Regions from separate parts of the Mus musculus genome. Here region 2 is linked to region 1. The links are chromatin loops, found by intact Hi-C in ENCODE. Cell type or tissue: gastrocnemius. All regions are shown on one strand. Links, peaks and the distances in the headings refer to the core of each region. The heading gives the core; the rest is flanking DNA.

What was found. A loop is a pair of places that touch in the nucleus more often than their neighbours do. Peaks named below come from ENCODE experiments on the same cell type or tissue, not always from the same donor. Only the 100,000 strongest peaks of a DNase experiment are listed, where the experiment ranks them.
Region 2: a loop joins it to region 1, with 7 times the contacts of the local background. A loop is called at or near these places in 22 of 42 quality-filtered maps.

The regions. Positions count from the first base shown.
Region 1 is chr4:94,895,760-94,906,231 of GRCm38, reverse strand. It overlaps a transcript of Eqtn not described here. Among named protein-coding and RNA genes, the nearest start is that of Eqtn, 28 kb to the left of the region's middle. In gastrocnemius, for the core only: a CTCF peak has its summit at 5,327 (motif pointing right); no DNase peak of the experiment used is centred there.
Region 2 is chr4:94,663,768-94,674,239 of GRCm38, reverse strand. All of the region lies in intron 13 of Ift74 (intraflagellar transport 74), which reads right to left. Mir872 (microRNA 872) reads right to left here and starts at 9,083; the gene lies at 9,003-9,083. In gastrocnemius, for the core only: no CTCF peak of the experiment used is centred there; a DNase peak (open chromatin) is centred at 4,347.

The sequences.
Region 1 (10,472 bases), core at 1,399-9,398:
TTTCCATCATCAGTACCAAATAAAGCTAGGCATTAGTGCTACACACCTTTAATGCCAACACGGGGGAGGGAGAGGTAGGAGGATCAGGAGGTTAAGGTTATTTTTTATTACATAGGGAGTCTGAGGCCATCCTGGGATACAAAACGCCCTGTCTTAAACAAACACATGGGATCTCAGATGAGCCAGGGTCATGCCTTCCCTGAGTTCCTTTGCTTGAGAGTGGCTATGATCCACAAAAGGTCAAAGGGCCTTAAGAGCAAGAAAGTCCAAAGGACATCAGTTTTCCCAGTGTTATTTCAGCTCAGAAGTCCTTTTTACTATCTTTGGCTTAGGAAGCTGTTTCTTCTTCCCTGTGAAGCATTACACTTATCTTCCCTGCCACTTTGAGAGTCCTTTACTCTCGCCCTCTTTTCTTCAGACTCTGTTTCACTCACCATTGGTTGAGAGGGCAATGACCCTCCACCTTTGAGTGGTTGTGGACTATATAAGCCTCTACGCATGAGAGAAAATCCATCACAGGACAGGTGCTCACTTTCCTGATCCTGCCCAATAGTGGACAGTTTCTGAGCCACAGTGGGTAGCCCTGAGCACCAGCTCCCCTCTGCCAGTTCCTTTTGCCATTTCTAGGGCCTTTCTGACAGTTCTAGGGCTGGATTCAAGCCTGTGTAATGGCAGTTCAGGCACCTGAAGCCATGAAGGTGGGTGAGGGGTCAGTCAGCTAAAATGGCTGCAGGTGCTTGGATATAGCAAGGCACTGAGGAGTCCAGTTGAGTCTCCGGGTGTGGAAGGGTTTTGTGGGCAGATGTCACATAGAGACACTAAGGCTGCTAATAGTCTCTCATTTTTCTTGTGTGAAAACAGATGCAAAGGATCTCAAATCAAAGCATTTCTAGTTGTGAAACAAAGAATTATAAGGACGGTTAATGACTTTAGTATTATTCTTACTAAAATGGGCAAAAGCAACATGTTACTTATGTTTTGAAAGTCATCTGAGTATTGTAGCCCAGTTATAGAACCCTGGTCTGGCATGTACAAGGCCCTGGGTTTCATCCCCAGCACCACAAAAACAAAACCAATGGTAAAAAAACAAAACAAAACAAAACAAACAAAAAAGACCCATCTGGTTTTCCAGACTCCTGACACAGCTTGCAGATATTTAGACAGGACAGTCGGGATGTTTGAGGAAGCTGGGTGAAGGTACATAAAGGATATTGGTCAGTCTCCCCTGCTTTACTGTAGAAATGAGATGACAGCATACAGTCCACTGCTGATCCTCTATGCTGTCAATAAATCTGCATTTCCTGAGCTTGCTTCCTAGACCTCCTGGCTCACTTTTCTCCAGCAGCTGATGGGTACCTCCCCATTCTAAAGTGCCCAGGTCTCCTCAGTGCTTCCTAGGATGACACTCACTCAACCTTTGAGAACTGCTCTATGTTCTGCCTTGCAGTAGCTTGGGTTGCATCGTATCACTTCTGCTCAGTGTTTCCTTCTGCTTGTACTATGGGCCAGTTTTACAGACTGGCTGAGGTAGGTGAGAGAACTTGCCTGAGACCTTGGAATCAAACCAGGAGTCCCTCCCCGCAAGTCTGCCCAGCATTACCCTAAAGAGCCAGCTTGTTCTCAGTTCCTTCCTGTGTCAAGTCCAGAGGTATGCCTAACAGTGAGATGCTGGGGACCTTTCATGGAAGGGGGGTTTCTGTGTGTTTTGGAGGTGGTCTCGAAGTTCCAGAAGTCCTGGCATGGCAGAGCTGACCTAGTGATGTCTAGGAAGCTGCGCAAGAAAAACCCAGCATCTGCCTTGTGATCTCTAGGGTTCCATCAAGGTGGGGCACAAGGACTGTTGGAAATGGGAGTGGTAGGTACTGATGAGGCTGAAGAAAGGTGCTTTGAAGGCTTGGAGCAGCATGGTCAATGTGTGATGGTGATGTCCCCAACCATCTCACATGTGAAATCATCATAAGGAATGCTCTTTGCTCTGGGGAGAGGTGGGGCAGGGGACTTTGTTGACAGTTGGACCTGAACGTTGAAACTTGCAAATATTCTATATTGCCTTATAAAGCAATTAGCAATCTTCTACAGACGAACCTCAATTGGGTCTCCGATCTGCAGGGAACGAGGTTCTGGTTACAGGTGAGCAAGGAGATGGCGAATGACAAGCAAATAAGAACACAAGGGAGTGCTGTATCTGGATGTACTTTCACAAAGCAAGCACCAGTCTTATATTACAGAAGAAAAACAAGAAGGCTAGGTGAATACATCCATCAAGGTACACTGGTCCTTAACACAAAACAAAACAAAAAAATGCACACATAAAAAGATGGCAGGAGCCAGGCCTTGTTTACAACTGAGAATAGGAACAACCCTTAATTAAAATCAGCTAAACACAGGAACCAGGTGAATGCTCTGATGCAATGCTAGTCTATTGTTAAACCCACCACCAGGGCTCCTTTAGTAAATACCTGATTATGCTATTCCTCTGGGCCTAGTGAAAAACCTGCACCAGGGGAATTCCATTCTACTAACCCTTTCATGAATAATATACTACAACCCACCTATTTCCTAGGCCATTGTGTATTCCCGTGTTTGGGTGTGACTTGGCTATTGCCCTAAGTAATTACTATGTAGACTAGCCCTGAGCTTTCTAGCTCTATTCAAGTTAATTGTAATGCCTGATTATTTTCACTGTCTCTACTAGAAGTAAATTTGAGTGTTACTGAATAGGTAACATTCTTACTGAATTCCAAGCTCAGTGTCAGCTTCAAGGACTTTCTAGGACATTGGAACACTGGTGAAGGCTTAGCTATATGTCAAAATCAATCCTTAAAGGCACTTATAATAAAACAATACTGAAAGAGAGCACACGGACCTATACACCAGATTAACTTGGGGACAGGTTTTGAGTGTATGTGCTATGGGAGTACCAAGTTTCCAGGAGGCTAAGTTTCCATGAAACTCTTTGCCTCAGGACTGCTTCCAGGTTCCTAAAACCTGTCAAGCAGACTCCACTGGAGTGGATGTAGCACCAATCAAAAGTAGCAGTGTCCTAGCCAGGAAGAACTAAGGTGGTTCTGATGCAGTAGCTATCCTCCTGTGGGTCATAAGATTTAAAAAACACCCTGGTAAAAACTTTTAAATTGTTGACATATCACACCAAGGCTGAGGTTAAAAGGAAGATTAAGGGTTAACAAGGGAATATTTGGAATAGTGAAGCACATGAGTGAGGTACTTCAATAGATAAGAAGGCAGGAGCCTGAGTGGAAACACACACACACACACACACACACACACACACACACACACACTCACTCACACACATCCCCAAAGCCAGTGAAAGACATGCACAGATTTTATGCCTTTATTTTCTTGTTTCTAATGCAGCTGATGGTAACATTAAATTGTCAGTCAGAAAGGCTTCTAATGAGAGGCTTCTGCGGAAGAGACCACCTCAGACTACCCCAAATAGCTAAATGTGGGATAACCAAGAAAATCTACAGCTACATCTTGTTGACTGTGATCATTAACTCTTTTTCCACAGTAAAGCTACATGCTTGTCATATGAATGTGGGAACAAGGAGACCTTAGTGTAATTAGCAACACTAGAGACACCAGCTAAGGTCAGACAGTAGTGATGCCAACCAAATGACCAATAGTGTCAAGCAAAACTCTAGCAAAGATGGAGTCAAGACATTGTAGGGCTTCAACTGTCCATAACAGGATCAGCATCCCATGAACAGAGCATGATTATCTCCTTGGTTGGGCCAAAAAGACATGCCCTATTGGCTCTGGTCCACGTTAGCCCAGAGAATGGACCAATCCTAATAGAGCTTACCTCAGCCCTGGTCAAGTTTCTATCACGGACATTTAACTTGCAACAAAGGAATTCCACAACTTTTCCCTCCTTTCCTGGATGAATGGAAGTCCTCTCTCTAAAGTTTTATTTTTCCTTGATTTTCTCACTTTTCCTCAATTTCTCACTTTTGTGTAATTTTTCTTAATGAAACTTGCTTCCATTTTTACAAACTTCCATAAGATTCTGACAACAAACCCAGAGCCAATGTCTCAGGTTGATCTTTAGTGTCCATTCGGTGTCCAACACCTCAGAACCCTGGATTAAACATGACTGGGCTAAGAAAAATGATTGCTTGTCTTACTCAAAACCCTGCAACAGCTGAAGCTGCTTATCTAAACACAGCTTCTGGTGAGATGGCAACGTTTAAGCTGCAGAATGAGGAGACTCTTGTTTTTCATGGTACTGTTTAACAACACTTTCCAAATTTTAGCAGCCAGGAAACTCAACTTATGCCAACATGTATTTCTGGCTGAGTAGCCAAGCTCATTTAAAGAGAAAGTAAAACCCAGATGTTATATTTAGATCCCGTGATTGCTAGCATTGTCTGATCTCTCCTTCCTCCTTTTCCAAGCAGTTATCTTCCCAGTATATTGTTTTGGATTTCAGTAGATTTCTTAATAGAATATGGTCAGCAAGTTGAAGGCTGTTGATCCCAGGGGAAACTTATTGTGTAAAAAGGATGCATGTGTGTTACCAAAACCTGCAAATTATCTAAAGTAAATTCAGAGTTCTAAGAGCATAATTAGACCACATCTTATTTCTGAAATACGTTTGGGAGAAATGTTAGTTACATAATTAATAAAGGAAAATGGATCTTTGAAAGGGGAAGAAAGACATTATTATTCTAGTAAAACCAGGAGGTACTTCTAGGGGTGGCATGGCCCAGCCAGTTCTGCAGTTCTTGGGTTGTGTCACTATCCAGTTTTTCTCAGGACTGTGGATCCATATGCTTAAGAATTTTGTTTGCTAATTCTGAAATTTGGGTGGTGGGTGGAAATGGCCATCATTTGGTGACTGAAGTGCTTTGGTCAGAATCTCAAGAGAGATGCACCAAAGACTGGTGAGCTTGATGTTTTACACACTATTTTGTTGTAGACAAAGGAACTGCTTTGCTGGGTGAAGCTGTGTGCAGTTCTGTGAGTTGATCACCTATTTGAAGTGACCAGTTGTCACTGGTTGGTAATAAAGTAAGTAGCTTATATCTCCAAATGTTATATTTAGTTTGTAAATGAGGCTGGTATTCTATTACATTACTCAACTGTATCAAGGCAAGTGTGTAGGCTACAGTGGAATAATTATATTTTTGCCACTCATCTTAAAAATATTTGTCATATTGCAAAAGCATTTCTTGACCAAAAAAGAACTGCACAGACTCCCAAAACGGATGTGTGTCCTTTAGTTGCTTATCTCCCTCCATGTGACACAAAATATCACATACATTTCCGACTTTCCTTTGTGCTTAGGACCTTATCATCCACCAGGGGGCAGAAATGAGAAATAAATGACCACAATCCTATTGAGCCATTTTCCACTGTCTGCCATTTTCATTAAAAACAGCTTTATTGACATTGTTGAATTTTTCATCACAAATTGATGCCTATTTTTATTATTTGGAGACTCAGAATTGTAAATTCAGTTACCCAGTCGAAGTCACTTATTTTCCCCAAGTCAAGAACTACTGCCCTTTGTGATCGTCATTCAGACATGCAGAAGAATAGCCAATTTTCTAAAAATTTTCTAACATTTGTACTTCAGTTAAGGTTAGATAAGGGGACGCAGCCACCTTTCAGTTGTCACCCTGTGATGCTGTGTCTGTGCCATGATTTTGTGTTTGTGTGTCATTGGTGGCTTCATTTGGAAATGGCCCTCAGGAGTACTGTCAAGTGCCATCCAGAGAAGACACTTGCTAGGGAAGACTTGTTCAGTTGATGGAGGAGAGATTGGAGAATAGTTCTGAACTCATTGGCATGGGAAAAGACTTTCTGAACAGACACTGTTAGCACAGGCACTCAGATCAACAATAAGTGGGACCTCATGAACTTATAAAGTGTCTGCATGGCAAAGGGCACTGTCATTTGGCCAAAGCAGCAGGCTACAGAATGGGAAGAAAGTTTTCCTAATAAATAAAACAAAAAAATCTTAACATCAAGAGTACAACTCAATTAAAAGTGGAGTACAGATCTAAACAGAATTTTCAAAAGAGGAAATTCAAATGAAGATGCACTTAAGGATGGCACCCAAGAATCACTGGGGGTGACCATAGCTGTGACTCACAGAATTGGGGATATGGAGTCTGAAGAGGCCACCCCCTGTAGCCAGGCAGGAACTCCAGTGGAGCAATAGGGCTATCAACCCACCCTCAAATTTTTCAAACCAAAATGTATCCTGTCTACAAGGAATGCAGGGACAGGGGATGGAGCAGAAACCAAGAGAATGCCCAACCAATAACTGCCCCAACTTGAGACCCATCCTATGGGCAAACACCAAACCCTGACACGATTAATGATACTCCATTATGCTTGCACACAGGAACCTAGCATGACTGTCCTCTGAGAGGCTCCTCCCAGAAGCTGACTCAGACAGATGCAGATAACCACAGCCAAACAGTGGATGGAACTCAGGGACTCTTATGGAAGAATAGGGGAAAGGATGGCAGGCCTGAAGGGGGATAGGAACTTCTCAGGAAGACCAACAGAGTCAACTAACCTGGATCCTTGGAGTTCTCATAGACAGAACTACCAACCAAAGAACTGTCTGGACCTATGCCTCCCCACACATATGTAGCAGATGTGTAGCTTGGTCTTCATGAGGGTCTGGAACAAATGGAGCTGGGCTATCCCAAAAGCTGTTGCCTGTCCTTGGGATATATTATTCTAGCTGAGATGCCTTGTCTGGTCTCAGGGGGAGAGGAAGCACCTAGCCTCGGAGACTTGATGTGCCAGGGTAGGGGGGATACCCAGGGGCTCCCCACATGCTCAGAGGAGAAGGGGAGGGAAATGGGGAGGGATGGTGGGAGGATATGACTGGGAGGGTACCAGTGAATGGGATGTAAAGTGAGTAAGTAAATAAAATAAAAAATATAATTGCAACCTATTTCAAATTAATATTTATAAAACTTGAATCTATATATCATGTAATTAATTTTCAATAAAATCATGACATGTACTTCAACCATTTTATATAGTATACTAACTGATGGGTTAATTCTGTGCTGCAACTTCATGAATTGATAATGTTAAATTAGATTTCATATAATTATTTTTATTTGCAAGTTTCTATTTGTGGGTTTTTATATATTTCTTTTGTTCACTTATTAAACATAATCAGTGTAAAAATATTCAACATCCTTAGACATTAAGGGGAATACAAATCAAAACGACTCTGTAATTTCATTTTATACCAATAAGAATGGCCAGAGTCAATAACAGCTGGTAAGGATGTGAAGCAAGGGGACACTCATCCATTGCTGGTGGGACAGCAAAATTGTACAGCTGTGGAGGAGCGTACCCACTGTTCCACATCCTTGCCATCAAAAGCGGTCACTTGTGTTATTGATCTTAGCCATTCTCACAAGATGGAATCTCAAAGTAGTTTTGATTTGCTTTTCCTTCAAGGATAAAGATGTCCAATATTTCTCTTGTTTCTCGGCCAGTTGAGATTCTTCTGTTGAAAATTAGATCTGTACCTCATTTTAACTGGATTATTTGGGGTTTTTTTTTGAGACAAAGCTTATTGATATTAGTTCTTTATCAGATGCGAAGTTGGTGAAATTCTTTTCCTGTTTCCGGAAATCTCCAGCCCAAATATGGCCCAGCAATGAAAACACAACATGCTGCGCACCTACATTGGGCAGATCTACGGCTTCACTACCATCTTCCACATCTATGAGACCCCTTAGAGCTCTGCTTTTCTTCTTCTTCCTCCTCTTCTGTGTCCTCTCTCCCATTTTCTCCTTTTTCTCTCTCCCACCTTCCACTCCACCTTCCCTTTTAATTGCCCAATCATCGGCTCTCCTTTATTTTACAAATTAAGGTGGGAAGCAGGTTTACTGGAAATCACCTGAGTACTGACTCATTCCTTGTTGGAAGCCACTCATAGGAGAACGGAATTAACTTCAAATATAACTAGCCCCTATCCACAGCATTTTCCCATTCTGTGGGCTGCCCTATTTTACAATTGATGTTGTCCTTTGCCTTACAGAAGTCTTTCAGTTTTTTTTTTTTCCATTTTTTATTAGGTATTTAGCTCATTTACATTTCCAATGCTATACCAAAAGTCCCCCTTACCCACCCACCCCCACTCCCCTACCCACCCACTCCCCCCCTTTGGCCCTGGCGTTCCCCTGTACCGGGGCACACAAAGTCTGCGTGTCCAATGGGCCTCTCTTTCCAGTGATGGCCGACTAGGCCATCTTTTGATACATATGCAGCTAGAGTCAAGAGCTCAGGGGTACTGGTTAGTTCATAATGTTGTTCCACCTATAGGGTTGAAGATCCCTTTAGCTCCTTGGGTACTTTCTCTAGCTCCTCCATTGGGAGCCCTGTGATCCATCCATTAGCTGACTGTGAGCATCCACTTCTGTGTTTGCTAGGCCCCGGCATAGTCTCACAAGAGACAGCTACATCTGGGTCCTTTCGATAAAATCTTGCTAGTATATGCAATGGTGTCAGCGTTTGGATGCTGATTATGGGGTGGATCCCTGGATATGGCAGTCTCTACATGGTCCATCCTTTCATCTCAGCTCCAAACTTTGTTTCTGTAACTCCTTCCATGGGTGTTTTGTTCCCACTTCTAAGGAGGGGCCTAGTGTCCACACTTCAGTCTTCATTTTTCTTGAGTTTCATGTGTTTAGGAAATTGTATCTTATATCGTGGGTATCCTAGGTTTTGGGCTAGTATCCACTTATCAGTGAGTACATATTGTGTGAGTTCCTTTGTGATTGTGTTACCTCACTCAGGATGATGCTCTCCAGGTCCATCCATTTGGCTAGGAATTTCATAAATTCATTCTTTTTAATAGCTGAGTAGTACTCCATTGTGTAGATGTACCACATTTTCTGTATCCATTCCTCTGTTGAGGGGCATCTGGGTTCTTTCCAGTTTCTGGCTATTATAAATAAGGCTGCTATGAACATAGTGGAGCATGTGTCCTTCTTACCAGTTGGGGCTTCTTCTGGATATATGCCCAGGAGAGGTATTGCTGGATCCTCCGGTAGTACTATGTCCAATTTTCTGAGGAACCGCCAGACTGATTTCCAGAGTGGTTGTACAAGCCTGCAATCCCACCAACAATGGAGGAGTGTTCCTCTTTCTCCACATCCTCGCCAGCATCTGCTGTCACCTGAATTTTTGATCTTAGCCATTCTCACTGGTGTGAGGTGGAATCTCAGGGTTGTTTTGATTTGCATTTCCCTGATGATTAAGGATGTTGAACATTTTTTCAGGTGCTTCTCTGCCATTCGGTATTCCTCAGGTGAGAATTCTTTGTTCAGTTCTGAGCCCCATTTTTTAAGGGGGTTATTTGATTTTCTGAGGTCCACCTTCTTGAGTTCTTTATATATGTTGGATATTAGTCCCCTATCTGATTTAGGATAGGTAAAGATCCTTTCCCAGTCTGTTGGTGGTCTTTTTGTCTTATAGACAGTGTCTTTTGCCTTGCAGAAACTTTGGAGTTTCATTAGGTCCCATTTGTCAATTCTCGATCTTACAGCACAAGCCATTGCTGTTCTGTTCAGGAATTTTTCCCCTGTGCCCATTTCTTCAAGGCTTTTCCCCACTTTCTCCTCTATAAGTTTCAGTGTCTCTGGTTTTATGTGAAGTTCCTTGATCCACTTAGATTTGACCTTAGTACAAGGAGATAAGTATGGATCGATTCGCATTCTTCTACATGATAACAACCAGTTGTGCCAGCACCAATTGTTGAAAATGCTGTCTTTCTTCCACTGGATGGTTTTGGCTCCCTTGTCGAAGATCAAGTGACCATAGGTGTGTGGGTTCATTTCTGGGTCTTCAATTCTATTCCATTGGTCCACTTGTCTGTCTCTATACCAGTACCATGCAGTTTTTATCACAATTGCTCTGTAGTAAAGCTTTAGGTCAGGCATGGTGACTCCACCAGAGGTTCTTTTATCCTTGAGAAGAGTTTTTGCTATCCTCGGTTTTTTGTTATTCCAGATGAATTTGCAAATTGCTCCTTCTAATTCGTTGAAGAATTGAGTTGGAATTTTAATGGGGATTGCATTGAATCTGTAGATTGCTTTTGGCAAGATAGCCATTTTTACAATGTTGGTCCTGCCAATCCATGAGCATGGGAGATCTTTCCATCTTCTGAGATCTTCTTTAATTTCTTTCTTCAGGGACTTGAAGTTTTTATCATACAGATCTTTCACTTCCTTCGTTAGAGTCACGCCGAGATATTTTATATTATTTGTGGCTATTGAGAAGGGTGTTGTTTCCCTAATTTCTTTCTCAGCCTGTTTATTCTTTGTGTAGAGAAAGGCCATTGACTTGTTTGAGTTAATTTTATATCCAGCTACTTCACCGAAGCTGTTTATCAGGTTTAGGAGTTCTCTGTTGGAATTTTTAGGGTCACTTATATATACTATCATATCATCTGCAAAAAG
Region 2 (10,472 bases), core at 1,063-9,062, 230 kb after region 1:
CACACACCTACTTCTCTCATGCCAATGTAGCAGTAAGCAATAAATTCCTATTTCAAATACTTTTAAATTGCTATGTTGAGTACATAAAAATTAATGACTAACTTTTTACTTTTGGCTTCGTCCAACTAGCAAAATAGTTGAATTATAGTAGACATGTCCCTTTTCAGCAGGGAAACAACAGTACTTATAAGTACAAGGTGTACTTTAAAATATAGAGTGAGAAGCCTCTGAGTGACTAAGGCGGGGGGGGGGGGTACTGTGCATATACTAATTACTTATCTCAGTGCTGCCATAGAGATAGAATATATATATCTCAGTAGTGAGATACAATTTCTACATACTGCTTGAAGGCATACAAGAAGGGTACAGTCCATTCTGAAAGAAAGTCGTAACAACTGGTCTACAGTTTACAAGCAAACAAAGATGAATGCTGGTGTGTGGCTTTTTTTCTCCTTTATATTTACTGTAAGACCCCACCCTATAGAATGGTCCTATTCTTAGTTAATTCGAGTCTTCCCACCTCAACTTAATCCCTCATAGACACACCCCGAAAGCTTTTTGGATAGTTTTAGATATAGTCAACAGTCAATAGTGCCAGGCCAGAATGAGCTTGGTAAGAGTGCTTCAAAATACTAAAATCTCTAAATTGGTAAGAATTAAATTATTGCTCAAAAGGCCTCACTACCTATAAGAAAAAAAAAAAAAACTCTGTAGAAGTTTGTTTGAACAGAGTATTTATTTTAGATTCCATCTTAGTAGTGCGTGGCATGTACCAAATACAACATAAAGCCCTCAATGATTTTCCAAAGCAGTGGTTATCAAATATTAGTATGACTTTTTGCTAATATACAAAACACTGAGCACTATTCTCACAGTTTCAAACTGAAGTCTCAGGTAGTACCTCAGAATATGCATTTCAAGCTAGTTTCAGGTGTGTTAAGATATCACAACTCTAAGTTTTTTAAAAACAATCTTGCTAGGTCAATAACCACATTAAACAATGAACTGCTCTTTCTTGGATATATACACTGAGAATCCATAGAACAATGAGCTGCTCTTCCTTGGATATATACACTGAGAATCCATAGGCTAGGAATTCGAAGTGCCATTTCAACAAACACTTATAGGAAAATGTTTTCTATGAACTGTATCTTGGGTATTCCGAGCTTTTGGACTAATATCCACTTCTCAGTAAGTGCCTATCATGTGTGTTCTTTTGTGACTGGGTTACCTTACTCAGAATGATATTTTCTATTTCCATCCATTTGCCTAAGAATTTCATGAATGCACTGTTTTTAATAGCTGAGTAGTATTCCATTGTGTAAATGTACTACATTTTCTGTATCCATTCCTCTGTTGAAGGGCATCTGGGTTCTTTCCAGCTTCTGGCTATTATAAATAAGGCTGCTATAAATACAGTGGAGCATGTGTCCTTGTTATATTTTGGAGCATCTTTTGGGTATATGCCCAGAAGTGGTATAGCTGGTTCCTCAGGTAGTACTATGTCGAATTTTCTGAGGAACTGCCAGACTGATTTCCAGAGTGGTTGTACCAGCTTGCAATCCCACCAGCAATAGAGGAGTGTTCCTCTTTCTCTATATTCTTGCCAACATCTGCTGTCACCTGAGTGTTTGACCTTAGCCATTCTGACTGGTGTGAACTGGAATCTCATGGTCGTTTTGACTTGCATTTCCCTGATGACTAAGGATGTTACATTTCTCATGTAACATTTCTCTAGGTGCTTCTTGGCCATTCAAGATTCCTCAGTTGAGAATTCTGTTTAGCTCTGTACCCCAATTTTAATAGGGTTATTTTCACAGACCACATGAAGCTCAAGAAGAAGGAAGACCAAAATGTGGGTGCTTTGGTCCTATTTAGAAGGGGGAACAAAATACTCAAGGGGGCAAATACAGAGACAACGTGTAGAGCAGAGACTGAAGGAAAGGCCATCCAGAGACTGCCCCACCTGGGGAGCCATCCCATATACAGTCACCAAACACAGACACTATTGTGGATGCCAACAAGTGCTTTGCTGACAGGAGCCTGATATAGCTGTCTCCTGAGAGGCTCTGCCAGTGCCTGACAAATATAGAGGTGGATGCTTGCAGCCAACCATTGGACTGAGCACATGGTCCCCCAATGGACGAGTTAGAGAAAGGTCTGAAGGAGTTGAAGGAGTTTGCAACCCCATAGGAAGAACAACAATACCAACAAACCAGACCCCCCCCCCCACACACACACCCACAGAGCTCCCAGGAACTAAATCACCAACGGAAGAGTACATGGAGAGACCCATGGCTCCAGCCATATATGTAGCAGAGGATGGCCTTGTCAGACATCAATGGGAGGAGAGGCCCTTGGGAAGGTTCAATGCTCCATTGTAGGGGAATTCGAGGGCAGGGAGGCGGGAGTGGATGGGGATGGGGGTGGAGGGATAAGCACCCTCACAGAAGCAGGAGGAGGGAGGATGGCATAGGGGGTTTCTGGAGGGAAAACTGGGAAAGGGGATAACATTTGAGATGTAAATAAATAAAATATTCAATAAAAGAAAAAAAGATATGATTGTGGAAGTAACCAGACAAAATACCAAAGTTTCAACTTATAAGGTAACTGAATACATGATAACAATGCTAACAAGTTACATGTGAGAAATTTTGTATTACTATACTTTCTCTCTCTCCCTCCCTCCCTCCCCGCCACCCCCCCTGCCACCCCCACCCCCCATCTTTCTCACACACAAACACAGAATCAGTTCTTAGCACAAAAATCCTAAGTATTAAGCACTCATGTTACCCACACCACCAACCTTTTATACAGGGTTTTGCTTTTGTGACTCAAAATGCCCTGGAACTGACCTCAAGCAGTATATACAAATTGATAATTAATAATATATCTTAGTTTTTGTTATATATCCATCTCCCTTGGCAGCTCCATGGCTGGTCTAGAATTCATAATCTTTCTGCCTCAGTCTTCTGAGTACTGACATTATATACATGTACTGCCATGAACAACTCTTACTTCCCTTTTAAGGTGAGGAAAGTGGGCTAGTGGATGGCTCTATGGTTTTGTAAAAGCATTTGTCCTGCAAGCCTGAGTTAAATCCCTAAAACTCACAATAGAAGAAAACCAACTCCTGCAAGTTGTTCTCTGTTCCCATACCTCCATATACACACCCCATAGCATGGTCACATCTGCATTCACAAATGTATCTCTCTCTCTCTCTCTCTCTCTCTCTCTCTCTCTCTCTCTCTCTCTCACACACACACACACACACACACACAGTGATCAGGGTGTAAAATGAATAAATTAATGGGAAAACTTTTTTAAAATATGAAGAAAATGAGGTTGGGTTGGGTCCAACTAAAGAGCGTGTCCAACAACAGTTAAAAGTAGCACTGTGGGGACTCAAGTCAAGACTTGTTTAGTTGCAGGACAAAAATATTCTGCCTTAATTTTTAATTTTAACATACACCACTACCAAGACTCCTAAAGCAAACCTTATGAATTATCTGTATTGGAAAGGAAGACCAACAGAGTCAACTAACCTGGACTCTTGGGGGCTCTCAGAGACTGAACCACCAACTAAAGAGCATAATATGCTATACCCAGATGTGCAGCTCGGTCTTCAGGTAGGTTCTGAACAACTAGAATAGGGGCTATCCCTAAAACTGTTACCTGTTTGTGGAATAAGTTCTTCTAGCTGGGCTGCCTTGTCTGGTCTCAGTGGGTGAGAATGTGCCTAGCCCCACAGACTTGATGTGCCAGGGTGATGGGAGATACCCAGATGGGGCTTCTGCCCTCTCAGGGAAGAAGTGGGCATGGGAGGAGGGATTGTGGAAAGGGGTACAGGAAGGGGACAGTGATATGGATTAAAGTGAATAAATAACTTTTTAAAAATGAAAAAAAAGAAATATCTTATGTAAGTTACAGAGACTTACATGGCTACAAAAAAGACTATATTCTACAGACAAAGTAAGTATTTTTCATTATTCAAAGCTACATATAAATTACAGAATAAATTAAAAGTAATTATCTCATGATAGGACAGTGATTTGGAGTCCCTACAGACTTTATGTGCACATCTATTATATCTACCATCCTGCCATTATCAGATATTTATGTCTATGGTAGATTAATAGTCAAATACTATTTATCATGCTGTCTAATCCAAATCTGGGATAATAATGGATTCTACAAATGAAGGCATAATTGTTAGTAATGCTCAAACATTCATCTTGAGAAAGTGTGTGTATGGTACTGTACTTTGTTAACTGTGCATGTCAATCCTAGCCTATCCTAATAAACAGATTCTCAGAGAACTAGCCCCACCTTATGGATATTGGTAAAACTGCACATTTGGGCCTTTGTCCACAGGCGAAAGAGTTTGGAATTGTCATAGAGTGGGTATATTACTTTAACTAACAAAGGCTAGGACATTTCTATAGCTTGCACTGGTGAGAAACAATGTCTACATACTGCTTCCAGCCATAGGAAATGGCTCAATTTTTGTGAGAAATTAACAAAATTAAAAGTAATAACTTTTATTATTAAAAGTAATAAAACCAGTCTTATTATGGCTAAAAATTTAAGTTGTATAGATTTATTCTTTATAAAACACATGAATGTACATGAATACCTATGAAGTCACTATTTTGTTTGTTTGTTTGTTCTGAGGTAGGGTTAGACTATGTAGCTCTGGTTGTCCACAAACTCATTACTGTAGACCAGGCTGGCCTTGAACTTGAACTCACTTGCTTCTATTTCCCAAGTGCTGAGATCAAAGGAATATGCCATCATGCATGGCCTTGTAGAACTGTTTTGTTTTGGTTTTGGTTTTTTTGAGACAGGGTTTCTCTGTGTAGCCCTGGCTGTCCTGGAACTCACTCTGTAGAGCAGGCTGGCCTCGAACTCCTGCCTGCTTCTGCCTCCCAAGTGCTGGGATTAAAGGCGTGCGCCACCACGCCTGGCGGTATCACTGTCTTTTTATAACAATTAGAAAGAGTTTTACTGTTGAGATATTATATATATAGTATATATTGTATTCTATAGTACAGAATATTATACAACCACAACTATGGTAGCAGCTAATAGTTGTCACAGTGCTTAATGTGCACCAGGTACCACTCTTGAGCCTTTCATCTTCTAATGATAAATGAAATATATATACTTGTGTATATTTATTATAGTTTTGTGGTTTGAGTATGAGATATTCTGATAAGCTCATATGTTTAGACATTTGGTCCCCAGCTAGTAACACTGGGGATTTGTAGAGCCTTTGGGAGAGAAAGATATACCAGAAGAAAAGTGCACTAGAAGCAGACTTTAAGACTTTATAGCCTGGTCCTAGTTCATTGTGGCTCTTAACTTCCCATGTGAGGATGAAATGTGATTTCTCTGCTACCTGACTGCTTGGACTAGCCCCATGCCAAGCTCCTACTACCTTAATAGACTATATCCCCTCGCAAACTATAAACCAAAATCAATGCCTTCTTCCTCAAGTTGCTTTTCTTGGGATATTCTATTGTAGCAACAGAAAGGAAATTAATACAATAGGTGAAAATATTCAAGCTGAAAAGAACTATATAGTTTTATTTCATTTAAAAATGTTTGTAAACTTGGAATAAATCTAATCAAAGACTAAACATGAACAATGATTACCTCAGAAGACTCAGATGACTTTCAAAAGCAACTTTTTATTGTATATACTTTTGTATTGTTTGAATTACATCAAACATATACCAGATATATCAGGGTCTCGCTAATTGCTCAGGTTCCCCTCTGACTCCTGGCCTCAAGCTATCCTCCAGCCTAGCTTCTTCCAACCTAGCCTTCTAAGAAGCTGAGAGAGAGTACAGGGAAATGCCATCAGACTTAGTTTTAGGCCGGGCACTCTTTGTGATAGGGTTTCACTTTGTAGCCCAAGCCTGTCCTCTGATTTTGAAATCTTGATTACCCCTAACATCTGGTAGGATTACAGGCATTTGCCACCATATTAGAGTAAAAAAACAAAAATAATACTTAAGAACAAAAAAAAGGGTAACTGAGGCCAACTGAAAAGTCAATAAAAGTGTATGAGAATGGTTATTCGCAATAAAACACACACAAGCGTACTTCTGCAAAAAACCACTTTAAAAACAGGAAAACAGCCGGGCGAGGTGGCACACGCCTTTAATCCCAGCACTGAGGAGGCAGAGGCAGGTGGATTTCTGAGTTCGAGGCCAGCCTGATCTACAGAGTGAGTTCCAGGACAGCCAGGGCTATATAGAGAAACCCTGTCTCGAAAACAAACAAACAAAAAACAAAACAAAAAACAGAACACGAAAACAAAGCACACACAAGGTGACTAAACTCTTAAAAGATTCTAGGTCAGTTTTATAACTAGTGACTTCCTAAGTGAAGATGATAGCTTGAACACACACTTCTTTTTTGGAACTTTTTCACAGAGACCTGCCTGCCTCCTGAGTGCCAGGATTAAAGGTGTGCACTACTATGGCCAGCTGAACACCCACTTCTCAATACTGACTCTTGTCCAAGCCCTCTTGAAACTACAATACAAAGTTGCTTTCTGTTTGTTTAATTGTTTGCTTGTGTTGTAAAGTATAAACTCCCAAGAATTGGGAATAGGAAAACAGGCAGTAGAAATGAAAGTTCGGAAATCAGGAACAGATGACTGATCTCTAATCCATCAGAACTAAGAAAGCTTCAGCTAAGCTAGCAATGAGTAAAGCTCAAAAGACCCAGTAACTCTACACAGAAAGGTAGTTACTTGTCTTCAGCATCTATTCCACAAAAAGTTTGGACATGCATTATATGGTAACACTGTTATTAACAGAATTTATTTAATGTAAACGAGTAAAGATTAGAAAAAAAAAAGGTCTGGTTCAGGCTAAATGGACCAAGAAATGTTACTATGAGGGACTAAACCATGAGATATAAACTATCATGTATTAATTTATAATGAAAATATTTCCTAGCAGTGTTTTTTCCCCAAAGCATGTGGCATTCTTATGCAAGGCTCTGGTTTCCCTCCTTAGCATCAGGAGTTGGGGAGGAGAGAAAGACTATGAAATATAAACCTTAAGAGAAAAGGCTCTATTAATAACCTATTTTACCTATTTTATTACAGTCTTACTTACTGTTGTCTTACTCAAGGCAACAATGCTTTTCCCACAGTTCCTATGTTCATACAAAAGTAACACCTTTAAGGGCAGGAGAGATGGCTCAGTGGTTAAGAGCACTCACTGCTCTTCCAGAGGTCCCAAGTTCAATTCTCAGCAACCACATGGTGGCTTACAATCATCTGTATGAGATCCGATGCCCTCTTCTGGTGTGTCTGAAGACAGCTATAGTGTAATCATATACATAAAATAAATAATTCAAAAAAAATGCAACACTTTAAAAAGTAATCATTTGGTTCACACCTATGAGGCTGAGTTCCCAACATTACTGAAATTTTGAGTGCAGTGTGGGCTATGTAGCAAGCACTTGACTAAAAAGAAGTAGGGCTGGAGAGATGGCTCAGTGGTTAAGAGCACCGACTTTTCTTCCAGAGGTCCTAAGTTCAATTCCCAGCAATCACATGGTAGCTCACAACAATCTGTAATAAGATCTGATGCCTTCTTCTGGTGTGTCTGAAGACAGCTACAGTGTACTCATATAAATAAAATAAATAAACCTTAAAAAAATAAAAATAAAAAATAAAAATAGCAATTAAAAATGTTTTTATTTGGTGGTTCAAGCTGTTCTAATCTTGAAAATATTAGAAGGGTCACACTTCCCTAGCCCTAAATTTATATGGTATTCTGGATACAGGGCAAGTTTTCAAACCTCTTTGTTCGGATTTTGCTCACAGTTCTTAGTGCCAACTTGGCAAAAGCAGCTAGCATAACCTACACAATCGCCTGTATCCTGAGCTCTCCTGAAACTTCCTCTCCACAATGATCTAGTCAGTCCTTTAGCATTAGGCATCACACAGAATCTCAGAACAAAAAGCACAGACCAACAAGTTCATTGCCAGAATGTAATATGCATGATCTTGTTCTCATTTAAAATATCACGAGTCAAAAATATCCACCACGTTATTAGAAAGCATGAATCCAAGGTAGGGATCCTCTGGAAAGTAATGAAATCTTTGCACTCAAGCTTTCTGAAGAGCACACACTTAGATCCTAAAATAAGAGGACCCAAAGAAGAGATTAGAGCTCAATTTTCACCTTTGTTCATTGTACAATTCCTTCTTTCTTAAATTATGGATTGTTTAGGGTATCCAAAACGCATTTACTTCCCAGATACTGTGTTGATGAACTAGATTACTAAAGTCAGTTAAGAGGTAGTCCCTGCCCTTGAGGGCTTACAGTCTAAGAGGGAAGACAAATAAATTAAGTAGGCAACTGTAAAACATTCTCTGTTCCGGTAACATGGAGGACAGTTACTCATCTAAGCCTAGAAACTAGTTAGGGAAGAAGTTCAGAGTTTTGTCGAGTAAGAGGATGCCAAGTTAAATGTTAAAGGCTAAGAATTTAATCAGAAGACAAGAAGAACAACAAACATTCAGTTAAACAGAAGACAACAAAAACAAAAGGTTAGAGCATAAAATAGTTGAATGAATGGTAATAAGGAGAAATGTAAGGTAGCAGAAAGAAATTACTACAGAGCTGGGTAAGATGGTTCCTATCTGTAATCCCTTCTTTTGGAGGATGAGGTATGAGGATTGCTGTGAATTTGAAGCTAGTCTGGGCTATACAACAAGTTCTAGGCAAGCCTGAGCTATAGTGTAAGAACTGGTTTAAAGGGGAGGCAGAGCCCAGAGATGACTATGGGATGAAATGGAGGCTGACAGAGTCACAGTAGAGAACTAATATGACATATAAAACTTGTTATTTTGTGCATCATGGTGAACCATATTTAAGCAGGACAAGGACACCAAGACATATTTTACACAAATCATTTTTTTACAGCATTATACCAGAAAAAAACTTAGAAGGGGCAAGAATGGAGGTGGGATAACCAGTTAGGAGGCTACTGCAATAGTTCAGGCAGAAAGTAATGAGGTCCTGAACTAACAAGTAACCTTCTAACAAGTTACCATCTACACAACCCCCTGTGTTGTCGCAGAAATTAGGATGATCACAGAGCAGAGAAGTGGCAACAATAATCACTGATGTATTAATACACTTACCTGTGAGTATATACACACAGTTTATATATTTATATATGCTTATATGTCCTAATAGCACCGTTACTCAGAATTAGCTTATTCTATATTAATAAAAATATTTGAAACAAAAAAAGAAAACAGAAGCAAAACCCAAAGCATTCTGCATTCTATTCTATTCTATTCTATTCTATTCTATTCTATTCTATTCTATTCTATTCTATTCTATTCTATTCTATTCTATAGAATGTTGCTACCCACACTTATCCCCTAAGGCAGTCATCATAGAAAACAACCTCATAGATATGCTATTAATTTATGTGCTTTGTAAATCAGGTTGACAATAAAATTAACCATCCCAGGTAAAGATGCAGATGTAGACAAAAAAATAATCTACTACTTTATTAGAAAGCATAAATCCAAGGTAGGGATTACAAGTTCAATTAATAAATTTTACTTCCCAAATGCATCATTTTAGGAGAATGAACTAAACACTATACATTATAATTTAGGAAGAAAATTATTTAGGATGCAATCTGTAAAGTTTCTAAAATAAAAACATCAGACTTTTCTAAATAGATCTACATATATGAAAAGTAACAGAGAGGAAATGACATAGACAAAAGACACAAAATTCCATAAGCTGAGAATCAATTGATGAGATCACTGTACAACATTAGTGTAAATATACTCTTTTCTCCCTTGGATCTTTCATTACAGAGTTTCTGTTATGTATTCCTAGCTGTCCTGGAGCTCACTATATAATCCGAAGGGGGGTGGTGCTCAAATTCACCGGTACACTCCTGCTTCTGTCTTCAGTGAGGGGATTCAAGGTGTGTGCTGCCAGGCCCAGCAACAATGTGGCCCATGCTTGAGGATCATGAGAAGTAGATTTAAGTTGCTCTCAATGAACAACATGTAAAGTGACTGAGCCATTCAAATATATACATACTTCAGAACATGCTACAAACAATAAGTATATATAATCTTTTCAATTACAAAAACAAATGAAAAATACAGTTTAAATTTAATATGACCTTAGTACTGTTATGAGCCTACCTTTGTCACAAATGCTACTTAATACATAAACTTTAGTGAGACATTACCATGATGCTCATTTCCCAAACCAGAAAACTAAAGCATAGTCAAGCTTACTTACCTAAGCCTTTAGAAGTCTTATTAATGCCATTAGTAACTTCATGTAGATATAACTATATGTTTCTAAGAACATATTTTAATTTCACAAATGAAATGCTTTGAATCAGAAAGTCAAGCTTATGCTTAGGCAGTGGAACTAAGACTTTATCATCAGAAAACC